Regions from separate parts of the Homo sapiens genome. Here region 2 is linked to region 1. A link is a contact called in ENCODE Hi-C or POLR2A ChIA-PET data. All regions are on one chromosome and are shown on one strand. Each heading gives the region's core, a stretch centred on a gene start or an enhancer-like site at or near the end of the contact. The rest is flanking DNA. Distances are from core to core; before and after follow the strand shown. Region 1 has its middle 870 kb from the start of LINC01966. Region 2 has its middle 71 kb from the start of LINC02993.

Region 1 (6,873 bases), core at 1,210-3,709:
CAGAGTGAGGAGCAGAGCCTGATGGCTTAGCGGAAGGGTAGATCATTGGCATCAAGTCATTCCATTAGCCATAGTGCTTTTCCATATTTCCAGCAAAAATGTAGACGACTGTGCTTCCTAAACAAAACAAGAGAATGCAAAGGTAAAAAGCAGACAAATAGTCTTGGAAATGAAATGAAAACAAAAACCAAGTAAACAAAAATCCAGGAAATCTAAGAGGAATAAATGTAGAGCTGGAAGTAGTAAATCAGAAACAAATGGAAACATAGTGCTGTGTTTTCCATTACCCACTTTAACCGAACTCTATAGTTAAAACTTTTCATCCAGTATCTTAGCAATGTGGTAAGAACCTGTAATTGGTTTATTACTGAAAATCAATGCTGTTAAAAACCCCCTTGTCTGAAAAGGAAATCTAAATATAAGACTGATACAAATGGGTCTTTATATAATTGTATTTCTTAATTGATGATACATAATGTAATTCTTTATTGGGAAGGGGCTTCACCTGCCTCTAGGGAAGGGGTGTTGGTTGGAGAGACAGAGTGAAGCATGTGTAGGTTGCAGCCCCGGGCCCAGGGACTGACAGGTAGCTGTGTGAAAGGCCTCAGATCCTTTCCGGAGGCACCTAGTCCCCACTCCAGCTCCTCCCCCTCTTTAACCACAGCTCCAGAGCAAGTTTGTCTCTGCACATAGAGACTGGCCTCCGGCTGTAGCAGGTTGCAGGAACTGCCAATGTAGTGCATTGTTCTTGAGTTTCCACAGTCCTTCCTTCTCTATCTCCATCCTTTTACAGCAAGCATTTCTCCTCTTGTAAACAAACAAACAAACAAAAAGAAAGCAGTAATTATTTTTTCAAACACTTTCCTAATATAAGTTCTGGAAACATCTGCCTTCTTTCTACACTTTGTAAGCACAGGTTTGGGGTCCAGCAAGCGGTATTTTAAAAGGGCCATGATTATCTGGTACTAGAAACAGCAGCAGCAGCTCCTAATTCAGATCTTTTAAATCGGTCTTCTCAGAATACATACATTTGGAGTATTTGAAAACTTGGTCCTCTGAGGCCTGTTCCTTCTTCTCCCTGGATCTTACCTTTAAATGGCTGAAGATATAATGCCTCAGAGACTTAAGGTGAGTGGAGATAGATTTGCTAGGTCCCAGAGTAATCAGAAAGGCAAAATAGCTTTGTAACTCTGTCTCTCTCTGCATTATTCCCTGAAGAGCAGCTGCAGCAGAGTGTGGACCCCGTGTTTGCACATGGCAGAAACTGGGCTGCCTCACATTTAAGGCCTAAGTTAGCCAACTTGTCAATGAATGCCATTAGTGCAGACGGGCCACAGGCACTCAGGGATGGAGTGGCAGGCAAGCTCAGATCAGCTAAGGAAGAGCAGGCATCGGGTGGTAACAACTTTCAGTCATTACTGACCTGGGCTCTATTCAAACCAGTGACCTAGAAATGAAGGGCTCCAAATCCCATTACTAATTCCCCGAGCCATCAAGTCTCCCCTATGGCCTGGATCTTGTCCTGAAACCCAGGTCTCCTGTTGAAATAGCATTAAGACAGCAGCCACTGCGTTGGCAGGCAAGGTTTTTAAAATAAAGGGAGGGGAGGGAATGTGCACGTAGAGAGTTGGCTTTAATTATTACTTTAAAGTTTTTCAGCTCCTTTCAACCTAAAAACCTGAACCTTCTTTAAAGTCACATGCTTGCCAGCCAGCACAAAAATGGTGTTCAAACAAGCACAGCTTTTTTATTTTGTTTGAATGGTGAAAATACACAAGCCCCCTCCCAAATCAAGGAATAATGAGAGGAAACCAAATGAGAGGAAGTTGTTGGAAAGCAAAGAAAGAGATTAAATGAGTATTGCGAGGACAAGAATATTTACTGCCAAAATAAGAAAAGGAGCTAAATGAAAGCACCCTTAAGCCGCGTTCTTCCTCACTTCTTATCTCTCTGTCACTCTCTGAATCCCTCTCATCAAAGAGGGACAATTATTTTTAAGTAAAAATGTGGGATTTTTGTCAGTGAGGTGAAGCCCATGCAAAGTGAGCTGGATTAAAAACTGCATGTAAAGTTCTGTCTCGTGTTTTAAGCCAAAAGCTCCAACTTTACAAACTGTCCTGTAGATGGGGCTGTACTCTGCAATTCTAAGATCACTGCCTCAACAATGAAGCAATTGTTTCCTGTCTCCACTTAGCAATTCCTCCCTCTCTTTCAGTTCTTTCTGCTTGCATGTTCTATTTATTTTAATGTATACCTTTGTGTAGAGCCTGTCTCTGAGTGGTTAGATACCCCGTTGATATGTGGCCTTCAAGGGGGAAAAGGGAGTGCAGCCTATTCCCATGACATCCTAAGGCTTTGTAGAGCCAAAAAAACCTTCTCAGGAACACCTAATCCTTGGGCTCTGTCCAAGTACCACAATCTCTCTGTACAACTGACATGGGCCACTTGGGACACTTGAGAGTTTTAGGTGTGTCTCTCTGAAGTCAGCCCCGGCCAAGCATGAGGCAAATGTGCCCGACCAAAGAAAATAAATTATGTGGACTCCAATTTTCAGCAGTTATGAAGTATTGAATTACACATGCAAAGAATTCACTTTGGGATTAACCCTTTGGAACCGAAACACAATCTTGTCACAATGCCTGAGAAGGGAGCATGCTCTGAGTGAGGCCTGACTTTCCAAAGACACAGAGGTTGCTGACCAGGAGACAGAGATGCTCAATGCAATAAGAATGGAGATAAATGCAAATGTCTTATGTGGGCATGGAAGAGGGTATATGTCGGGGTTCTGCCCTGTCTCTGGATAGGCTGTTGCTGGCATTGTAAAGTTTAAGGATTCACTGCAAAGGCCACTTCAGCACTTAACGGGAATGCATCTTAGCATAATTCACACAGTCCCTGTGGCTGCTTCTTCATTCAGATTTAGAGAAGTGGTTGAAAGCCACTGGAACTTGACTGAAATCACAACTACAGAACCCCTGAAACGGCATTCATCCTCCATGACTCATTGAGCGATAGAAAAGGACATCCTGTCCTACCCCTTTAAGAATTCCTAGTTCCCCATAACCGTCTGAAGCACTAAGCTGTGAGTACACGACATAGCTGAAATTTAACACATAAACCCTGGAGTAGAAAAACAAAACAAGGCCATTTGTTTTCCCCTATAAAGCTATTTATTTACCAAATGACCATAGAAAGCAAACCTCCAACAATAACAGGAAACAATCAATCTTGAAAAACTTAGGGAAAAATTTTTTTGGAGCAAAGTTAACTTTTTAATAAAGTAGGTGTCTTGGGTATGCAAAGCAGGATGTCAGGAAACAGGCAACCTTGCCCCTCTTCCCCTCAGGTTATTATCAGAAAATGTGTGATCTACAGGAGGGACACTGTTTTGGGACTGATAAGCTGTGTCTACATAAAGATCCCTCACTTATTTCACATGTGCCCTGGAGGAAATAGAACTGTACAACGATATCCCTGGGAGACACTGTGGACCTCATCCACTGCCCTCATATTATCCAATGAAGAAACTGAGTTGCTCAAAGTTGCAACAGATACAGCTAAAAGCAGTAGGACATTTTATGTAACTTATTTCTAAAACAACAAATCTCTAATCAGAGAAATATCTCTATGTCTCAGTTGCTCTTGCCTGTTCAGAGGGATGATAACTATCTTTTCAAGTACTTGCTATTTTGAGTTATATGGAATATTTTGAGACACATGTAGAGATCTGCTAAAATGATTTGAGTGATAATAACTGGGTGTATGTGTGTTAATATGTGAGAAAAAAGAGAAAGAAATGAATGAGAGGGAGAGATAAAGACAGGGAAATAGATGAAGTTTCTGACATCATATGATTGTTGGGTGGAGTAACTAATAAAAGTAATTGCTAAGCACGGTGAAATTAGACTGCTGTGTAAAGCTAAACCAGGATGAACCAAAATTTGCAAATATCATGAGACTTTTATTTTCAACAGGTGGCATTTTAGAATGCAAACTAGTAGCATGCAAGTGAGAGCGCGCTGTAAAGGGGAAGAGATGTGGGGATTTACACACTTAGGAAATCGGGGTGACTAGAAAACAATGTTTTATGTTTGCAGTCTTACAGATCCACTTATTGAGAGGAATGGCTGATTAGAAATATGCTTAGAAAATGCTTCTCTTATTTTTACTGGCAGAGGGTTAACGTAGGTTTCTACTTACAAGGTAAGAAAATCTGCTGTGAAAGGAAAAAGCCAACTGACACTGCTTGTGGACAAATGTGTGTGAGCCAAAAACTGAAATGAGGCAGGCAATAAAACCATATCAAAGCCCACCCGTTGCCCCTATCACAATATTCTTACCAAATTGTCTTGCCTTTATCAGGCCCACCCTCACTTATTTACTGAGATAAGAAAGAACTTTTTTGCTGGCAAGCACCCCAAGTTTGATTTATCATTCACAATAGGAAGACTCTGCCAAGTAAGCCTTCATAATTCCCAGCCCTTAAAATTATTATCATCATTGGGTTTAAAAATAAGGCCAGAGGTGGTGGATGTGTACGCAGTATGACTGGAAAGAAGCTGGTTTGTTGAGGCTGGTTCTCTCTGCCAAAAAAGTATCATAAAAGAGGTGCCTAGTTCATGTCAGACCTAAGGAAATATTTTCCCCAAGCTGTTTGCAGATAGCACGGGGTTTGTGTAGTGTGACAGTTGTCCTAAGAATATATTAATTCTCCTAAACAGGAGGCGCAGACTCAAGCATCCTCTCTGAATATAATGGTGATCTTATTTGCCTGACCAAGGAATAAAAATGTTCAACCACAAGACATTTCCAAAAAGGTTACTGTAATTTTGTGGCAATGTGAATTATTCTCTACCTGTCAGATAACTGATCAACAGCTACCTTTGAATATTAACAGGGTATGAGGAACTCAGGAATTTTCCCACAGTGAAGACTTAAATATAATCCCAACCCCACTTCTCCCAATCCTACCCCTTGCAAGAACTGTATACTTTTTAATGGTTTAATGGATGCACAATGAAGGCAAAATTGAAATGTGTGATGCAATAAATTTAGTGGAAATCAAAGATAGGTTTCCAGAAATCCTAACTTCCCAGCTGTACTTCAAAGTATTATAAAAGGGGCCAGATCTCAGATTCTCCCAGTTTAAGTCTTCACAGCTTTAGTTTGAAAAATAATTTGATTTTAAGTGAGAGCTTCCATTGGACATGTGCAGAATTCAGTGTGCACGTGTAATTTCGAGGTGAAGTTTTGGCTTGTTATCATTAAAAATAATCTTTAGTTTCTCTTTTTGTCTCCTTTGTTTGTTTGAACATACAGTGAAAAATAGCTGTAGAACTTTTTTGGTGGAGTGCACATATTATTTTTTTAAACCAGACAAAGGCATTTTGACCAATGTGTATTATGAGAGCAGATTTTATATAAATATATATGTATAAAATAAGCTCATTTGCACATGGCTCAAGGGAAGCTAAACTCACTATAGAAGCTTCTCTAATGTTTAGTTCAGCCTAGTTTTCAGATTTCAATATGTGTAGGGAAAATAAATGCAAGTGGAGAATAGTATAGGGAAGAGGGCTACATCCTGTAACTTGCATTTGTCTTGATATGATGCACAGAATAGAAACCGACTGAGTTTCTTTATCAGTCAGATACAGACCTGTTGACATTCTATCACAAGACACTGCCCAACAACAGCACACTTCCTTCAAAATGCCACTGAAACCAAAATATGTGACTCTTACTGTGTTTAAAACTATCGATGCCTTATCAATCAATGTATCTATCTATCTACCAATCTATCTAATCTATGTATCATCTATCATCTGTCTATCCTCTACTGTCTATAAACCTATTAATGCTCTTATTAATTCCAGAAATGATATACAGTAACTTACATAAGTATGTAAAATTGCAACATAATAAAGTAAAATTAAAGATTAAGTGTGTTTAGGGAACAGAACAAAGGTAAAATAACGGTAGGAAAGATAAGAAAGAGTCACAAGCGAGGTTAGTACATAAAATTTGTTCCCTAAGGGATTTTACACTTGCTAGGAGTGTCTAACCAATTAGACTGTATGCTTTCAGAAGCAACTGTAAATAAAAAAAAGTTACAAACTATTTTATAATTCATAGTGTCATAATATAATAAAATAGTTTTTCAGGAGGAACATAATTATGCATAGTTCTAGGACTAGAAAGAACTTTCTTTCATGAGGCCTCAAAAAGAGGGCAGAAAATGTAACCAATGCCTACCAATAGTATAATTCTCCAGCACAAGTTTCTAAGAACAACTGGACATAGTCTCAACATTCTTACAATATAATCACTCCATTCTCTGACTGATTGCTGGATACTCTTCAAAGGACTCAGCCCTTGAAACTCCTCCTCTCTGTCTATTTTCTCATCCCTTTGGTGGTCTCATTCAGATTGCAGATGTTAAATATCATCTTTATATGGATGACCCTAAAATGTATCTATCACAGGCTTCTCCCTTGAGCTCCAGACTCAAGATTTCCATTGAGTCTCATTGATGCTCAATAGGCATCTCAAACTTAATTTAACAAAAATAAAATATAGTTTTATCCCCCAAATCTGCTTCTTCCCCAAGCTCACCTTTCCAAATAAAATGTAACTCCATTACTTCAGGTATTAAGGCCCCAAACTTTACAATTATCCTTTCTGCCTCATTTTTTTCATACTGCACATTGATAATTTCTGTTAGCCCTTTCTTCAAGATGTCTTACATTGGACCACTTCTTGCTACTGTCATTGCCATACCCCAGGACCGAGGCAGCATTGCCTCTCTTCAAGAACATTTCTACTTTTCAATCATTGTATCTATTCTCTGCCTATTAGTCAAGGTGATTCATT
Region 2 (7,020 bases), core at 823-3,322, 1.2 Mb after region 1:
TTCATTCCTTAAGGCTGGATCACAAATGTACCATCACAACCAAAGCTAGTTTTAAACAATCTAAGCAATTACTGTTGCTGAGAAGAATGACGATTTGACATGTGTAGCGTCAATTTGACCATAATAGTTTCACTTCAGCACTAGGTATTTGACATTCATTAGTGCTGAAAAAAGTAAAGCGCGGTTTTATCACACCTTTTTACATTTGGTAAGTGATAGGTCCCACCCAATTAAAGTTCCATTTTATTTTAAATGATAGATTTTACCAAAAACACCTCACCTAAACCCCATCTCATCTATTTATGTCAAATTCTAACCTCCTCTTAAAAGTACAGAAGCAGATATATCCACTAAAATTGTTCCCTGCCATACTTGGCTTTGCAATACACTTATCTAATAAATTTTATACCCTTCTTTCCTACCCACAGAAAATATTGGCTTTGCTATTTGTTTTCCTCTCCTCCTAATACCATCCATTCTCTGGTTCTATTATTTCTAAGTTCATGTACTTACAGGTCTCCATTATGACAAGAAAATATATTATTCGGTCCTTTAATCCTTCCATCCTTAGTCATGTTTTAAAAATACTTCCTTCTCCTCCTCCCTCTGTCAGTAAAGTGAGAATATAAAAAAGACACACAGTACATACAACATATTTATAATGTAAAAACAATATTTAGCATAATTGGCTTTGTTTTAACTAATGTGCAGAGCATCTCTAAATGCATGTCCTCCTTTATGGGTTGCCGCTTTCACATGATTTTCCTTTGATGTGAGATTTTAAAGGCTAAGGACCCATTCTCCATTAAGCCTTTGGCGCTGGAATTCTCCCATCTAGGAAGCCGCTGTGTTGATGGCCCAATCATTGACTTTAGTATGTTGAGGAACCTTTTTACATACAGCTAATCATGTGCATTTTTAAGTCTTAATTTACAAATGCATCCAGATACATTGACATAAGGCCGATGCACACCATCCTGCCTCCCTGTCTACATCACTAATTTGACAGCATGAAAGTGTTAATGCTAATTTTATTTTGAATTTCCTAATTAAACATTTCTTTTATCCTGGACAGAAAGATTTATCATAGATTATTAGCAAATTACTCATCTTCTACTATTAGAAATAGTTTTAATGAGACCATACCTACTGGGAGGAAATAAGCAACTCATACCCACTCCAAGCACATGCAAATTGTTGCCATGTTTTCCAACTCGCAACTTCTAGAAGTCAAGTCTATACCAAGCCTAAAAAAGAAAAGCCCGCCGAATGCAGTGATCACGACATTCACATTAACAAGCATTCTAAATTCACTGTCTTCCAGGTCAGAGTTAACATAGTAATTTCCACTCAAAGGACACTGGTCATCAAATCCAACATCCTTTTATTTTATTCAAAATAAAAGGACAAAAATGAGATATAAACACAACTTAGAAAGTCTATGAGTTCATTTAAGAAGTGCTATTTAAGCTGTAAAGGATTTCCTGTCATTCTGGTTTTAAATAATTTTATAATATTCTTTTGTTCTTGGGTTACTCTATATCCAAATAATCATGTATGTAAATGACTCAATACAACAGTAGATGCCCTGACAATGTAAACATTATTGTTTATCCAGAAGCATTATATGTTCATGCAAAAAAAAAAAGTGGCATTAAAAGCTTGTGGTCAGATCAAAAAACCACAACTGTAATTGTTTATTTATATAACTTACCATTACTCTGTAGTGTAAGTTTACATTTTTTAAAAATTTCTAAACGCTGAGTTAGTCTTAGAAGAGTGAAAAATGCATGGTTCGCCTAAATGATTAAAGACAAACAACTTAGGTCTATGCATGCAGCAAAATGCTTTAATATGGAAATTATTCATTTTGCCCAGGCTTATAGTTTTCATTTTTATGCTGCCCTTGAAACTCCATGATAACAGGGCCATTCAGTGGAATTTCTGCATTTTTCTCTTCAGTTCAGGGCAGCTGGTTTCTTTCCTCTCGAAGCAGAAAGCTAAAGTATATTTATCACTCTAACAGTGACTCAAAACAAACAGGAAGTCTTCATCAGCCGGCTCCTGGGCATAGCTGATATTAGGTACTGGCAGAAAGGAAACAGAGACCTCATTCTCTGAGAGTCCGACAGAATGTACATGCAGATGCAGGCGATAACAAAGTTAGGGATGCTCCCAATGACCACCATGTTCTCCCAGGATTAAGTGCTCTTTGCAAGGCTCGCCAGCTTTCAGAGTCTGTGAAAATTCCTCAGGAGTTTTCCTTTCCATTGCAGTGTGAAAGAGAAGTTTGAACTGGATACCACGAGCCTTACAATCCTTGTGAACCTATGCGCCAAAGGAAACCTGGGAGGGAGCTATTCTGGGAGATTTGGCTTTGATCTGGTTGCTAGGAAAAAGCCCTGCTTTTGTCTGGAAGTATTCTGAATGGCTCCTTCAGTCAGAATGAGGCCTGCAGGTCACTGTCTGAATTAAGTGAAGAGGATTTTTTTTAACACTAAAAATGAAGTTGTCGCTGTATGCCATAATAAAGCTGGAGAGAGTAGATCGTGCTGCTGAGCAATGGTAACGGCTCTTTGCTACAACCTAAACTCCAAGGTATACTGTGAAAATCACTGAAGCGTGCTTGCAGATCAAATATATGCAAATATTGCTCAGTGGCACATATGTTCCTAGAGACCTTTGCCTTCACCTCCTTTTCAAATGAAACCTGTTTCAGATTCAAAGCCCACTTTGTTTTTATTAATACAAATGTTCACTATCAAACCATTTTTTTATCCTTACTAATAGAGAGGTTATACAACTCACACCTAACTTTTTTCAGCCAAACCAAACTCCAAATGGATTGCACTGCAAACTACTGATACTAATGCAAAAGTATTAGGCAATACACTTTGGGGGGTCCTTTCAATATTTTCTTTTTTATTTGTCAGCTAATCTCTTTGTTTATGGTAATGTATGTACCTTTGTATAAGGACTTTACAGCCATTATCTAATCTTCACAGATCCTGGTGAGGTAGAAAGGGAGCAAATCTTATCTCCGTTCTACAGATGAGGAAACAGAGATGAAGGAAGGTTGAGTAACAAGCTCACATTTTAAGTGGTGCATTCTGTCCAGATGAAAAAAACAAAAAAAAAAGACAGTATGGCACGGGCTTTGTTTTTCCAGGAGTGAGGCTAGATTTTCACCTACCACCCATCTGTTCACCAGTCCCCTTAATGACCGGCATTTCCCAGTGACTGCACACTTTCCACACAATCTGTTGAGAAAACACGCAGCAAACTGACCCACATGAGGATCAAACCCTTGACCTTGGCACCACTGGCATCAGATGCTTGTGAACTGAGCCACAGACTGAAAGCCTAATTGCCCCCAAGTAGAATGGGATCAATTCCTCCCCTTCTCAATCATTCTGGAAAAGAAAAGAAGGGCTAATTGTTATGAATTTATCTAGTCTTGTTCTTCCTCAAGCTTGAAATGTATTTTACATTCCAAGCAAATCCTAAATTGTGAGATATAATATAAAAATAGCAGAGAGCTAAGAAGTAAACTACATAAATGAAAATTTAATTTTAAGAAAAAAAATAAATGAGGGGGAAGTATACAGGAGCTGGCACCTTCAGGACCACAGCATCACCGCTGGTATGAAGTGGTTCTTCACTTGTGTTTGTACCTGCAAATCTAGATGGTAAAGATGAGGAAAAGTTAACAAGGAAAGAGACTGTTTTCCAAATAATATTAAATATCCTCTTTTAAAGACAGTAGACGATTTTATTCCTTGGAAAAAGTTATAGTAAAAATATAATCAAAACCACTGGAGTATTAGGTAGATGCTACCTGTACTGATCAAGTGATAGAGGATTATCTTCCCAAAACAGGCTGTGGAAACAACTATGTGGAAGGTATGAGAACACCTTCCAGAGCTTTCAGGAGCAGGAGGAAGACAGCCTAGCCTATCTTTTGGAATGTAAATTACCCTGCAGACCACCAGGCAAAAAACTCATGAAACCCAAACCAGACATCCCTACTAAAAGATGCTCAAACTAGAAAACAGAAGTGTTTTCAGGATAACATAACTTCTCTCAGTCTACCTGTTAATTTACTCGACTTTCTTTTCAAACTCTGTATACAGTAGTAGATCTGTGAATTGCATATCCATGATCACCACAAAAATTTCCAAAATCTGTCTCAGAAACCCACAAAGCAGATTTAGGTTTTAGTATCAACTTGACAGATTCTGAGCTCTCTCAATCCAGGACTACCAGTGTGTTGAGCCCAACTCTAAATGTGGGCAGGGACCAAATTGCTTTCCCTAAATGGCAACAGGCTAACAGTACCAATTAGCCAGACTGCACAATGGTTCTTCAGAAACTGCTGAAGACCAGCTCTGAAGACCCCTCCTGAGTAGGACCCAAACCTTAAGGCTTCTGTACCCATGCTTATTCACTGCTGCCTGTGCAAATGTTCCAGAAAGCCGGGAGGACTTGGCATTAATTTCTCAGTGTGTCGCCATGGCTAGAGCTAAGCAAGGGCCAAAAATGAATTAGGTAAATATAGGATGCTTCAGGCACAAATGCAGCAGGTGAATTTATTTGCAAATTACTTTTTTTATCTTTCTCACTTAAGATTCTCTTTAGAGACATAGAAGATAGCTTTATCAATTTTAAAGTAAAGAAAAGCAATATTTGGTTTCAATATTTGGTTCATAGCCAACCATACAAAAGTACTTAATAAAAGAATCCTTTTTTAAAAGTTATTATGCATTTATTACAGGATTATTGACTCCAGTGATGAAAATTGTACTGTTAGGGTTGGGTTGACTTAAGACAGTTTTTTTTCCTGGAGATTTCTCTGTCATTTAATTGAGTCACCTTATTCCTTCTGCCTCAATACACAACTGTTCCTGTTATTTTTTGAATTAATTTGGATAAAAGCCTTCTGCAAAAGCCATCTTTCTGGATCCACAACCTCCTCTCTGAGCATTTGTTAACACATTACATTATACTAAAGTGAATCCACCCATTAGAAATTAGACAACCTATCCTGGTTTTAATATTTTTTGAAAGCTTACAAAGTGCTAATCACTAAAGCAGTGATTCCCAGCTCTGGTTTTGTGACAGCCTGGGGTATCTCCAATTACCTTACAGATCACGAAAAACAAAATTCCAAAAAAATTTCAGAAGAAAATTATACTTGTTTTAATTTGAAATATAAATATAAATATCTGCCATGGACATAGGAAGTGTGTCATAGTGCGACTTGGTGGGCTGGATCCTTGTAAGAAAACAAACAACAATAGTCTATTGAAACTCCTCGAAGCTCAAAATCATTATGCTCTCCAAAAAAAAAAAAAAAGAAAGAAAGAAAGAAATTCTATTTTATTTTTAGGAACTGAAACTCTAACATACACCTTATGACAGGCACAAAAAGGAACTAGGACAAAACCCATTCCAGGACATTTCCTGGAGGAGAATACAAATAAGGTGTGTCACATATTTTCATGAATAAAATAAACACGATAATATCTAATAACACCATTACACTATTCAGTGTGCCTAAATTACAGTTGTACTGAGAAATGAGAAAATCTCTGGAATAGGACCAGGATTGCTTTTTAATTGTCCATTAGAAAAAGCAAAAAATAAAATCGCCTGCAATGATTTCCTTTCGAGATCATTCACCTTATTTTTGAAATACAAAATCAAAAACATATTGATACGCATGGTGAGGCTGGGTAATAAACCCGAAGCAAACTGTCTCCTTTCCTCAGTTCAGGCTCAGCAGCTCCAGCAAGCCCACAGTGCCAGCTTGAGACTGGCAAGGCAACTAGCATTGCACAAAACAAAATCTTAATTTTTCAGTTCCGGCTGATTGCACTGAGAACATCTCTCTCTCCTCACCTTTTCTTTGTATTTTTTTTTTTTTCCTGAATTGAGGTCTTTCTATTTAGGGATGTGCTTCCATTATGTGAGATGTCCCCTAAGCCAATGAAAAACAATGACAATTTTATTTTCACATTAAGATTCCTCTCCCAGGGCCATATTCCATGAATGAATGGCGTGTAGGACACACCGCTAGTAATAACATCCACCAACTATGCCAACACAAGTGCAAGAGAAGCACAGGGAAGCTAAGGCTAGCCAAAGGAATTCTCCCATACCTACAGTGGCTGGCTCCTTCCAAGAAAGCTGTTGGGTCTGCTTGCTTATTGACTTGTATATTTGCCAGGAAGGTATTCCTTTTACAAAGTAAAAATAAATAGCTCCTACAACTTCTTCCTTGTCTTGAAATCACCATTTCTACTAGAAAATAAACTTGTAAACTCCATCTGTTAAGATACTCGAGAACTCTACTTATAAAACATACCAAAATTTGTTGAAGGAGCAATACTGGCTAGGAAAGGAACTGGAAACAAGGTCATTTCCCTTTCAAATTTAAAAGTCACCATGAAATACCGTAGGAAAATCAAACACATCCAGAGTGATTGCACATGTCACAAACTCAACTCATCTGACCTCCCCAGCACTTGTACGCTAGTGTTACTGTCACTGAATTGTCTGGATTCCAAAGAGCATATTGGCTGAGCTCTCACCCACCCTGCGGATTCACTAAGACCATTTTTTTCCTTTAAACCTCAGGCTTGTTTTCCCCCTGCAACACAAAAGGCTTTTAGTCCACCTACCCACCATCAATAAGCTGGTATGCAAGAAGAAAGCAACTTAGTTGACTATTGAAACAGAGTGTAGAAAAACATAGCCAATTTATTCTACAATCTCTGTCATGTATTAGATAAAATGCAAGCTTCTACCCATTCCTCAAGCCATCCTCACCCTCATTCTTTTCATTCATCTTCATCCATTTAACAGGTATTTATTGAGCACCAACTATGTTCAAAGCACTTTGCTGATCACTGAGTTTGTAGCACTGGATAAGATAAAGCAAGTCCTGAATTTCTAGGCCGAATGTCTAGAGCTGAAATTCTCCCAGAGAGAGATAGCAAGATAACAAATAATATTGTT

Evidence for each region. Hi-C counts contacts between places; a loop is a spot of excess contacts on that map. ChIA-PET counts read pairs that join two places held with the same protein, here RNA polymerase II (POLR2A). Pooled maps may share reads with other maps.
Region 2: a loop to region 1 is called in a map of endothelial cell of umbilical vein, with 4 times the contacts of the local background. The contact joins two enhancer-like sites. A Hi-C loop is called at or near these places in 2 of 168 maps with a recorded cell type or tissue (K562 and endothelial cell of umbilical vein) and 7 of 50 pooled maps. POLR2A ChIA-PET finds 5 or more read pairs at or near these places in 2 of 52 experiments (OCI-LY7 and activated B cell).

The regions. Positions count from the first base shown.
Region 1 is chr2:145,747,922-145,754,794 of GRCh38, reverse strand. No RefSeq gene overlaps it. Among named protein-coding and RNA genes, the nearest start is that of LINC01966, 870 kb to the right of the region's middle. RefSeq lists an enhancer at 2,711-2,760 and a silencer at 5,565-5,644. Within about 2 kb of position 2,459, at least 12 of the 41 ENCODE cell types and tissues checked have a DNase peak (open chromatin) inside an H3K27ac peak, as active enhancers do; they include endothelial cell of umbilical vein, where a contact is called at or near this core.
Region 2 is chr2:144,591,468-144,598,487 of GRCh38, reverse strand. No RefSeq gene overlaps it. Among named protein-coding and RNA genes, the nearest start is that of LINC02993, 71 kb to the right of the region's middle. Within about 2 kb of position 2,072, at least 7 of the 41 ENCODE cell types and tissues checked have a DNase peak (open chromatin) inside an H3K27ac peak, as active enhancers do; they include endothelial cell of umbilical vein, where a contact is called at or near this core.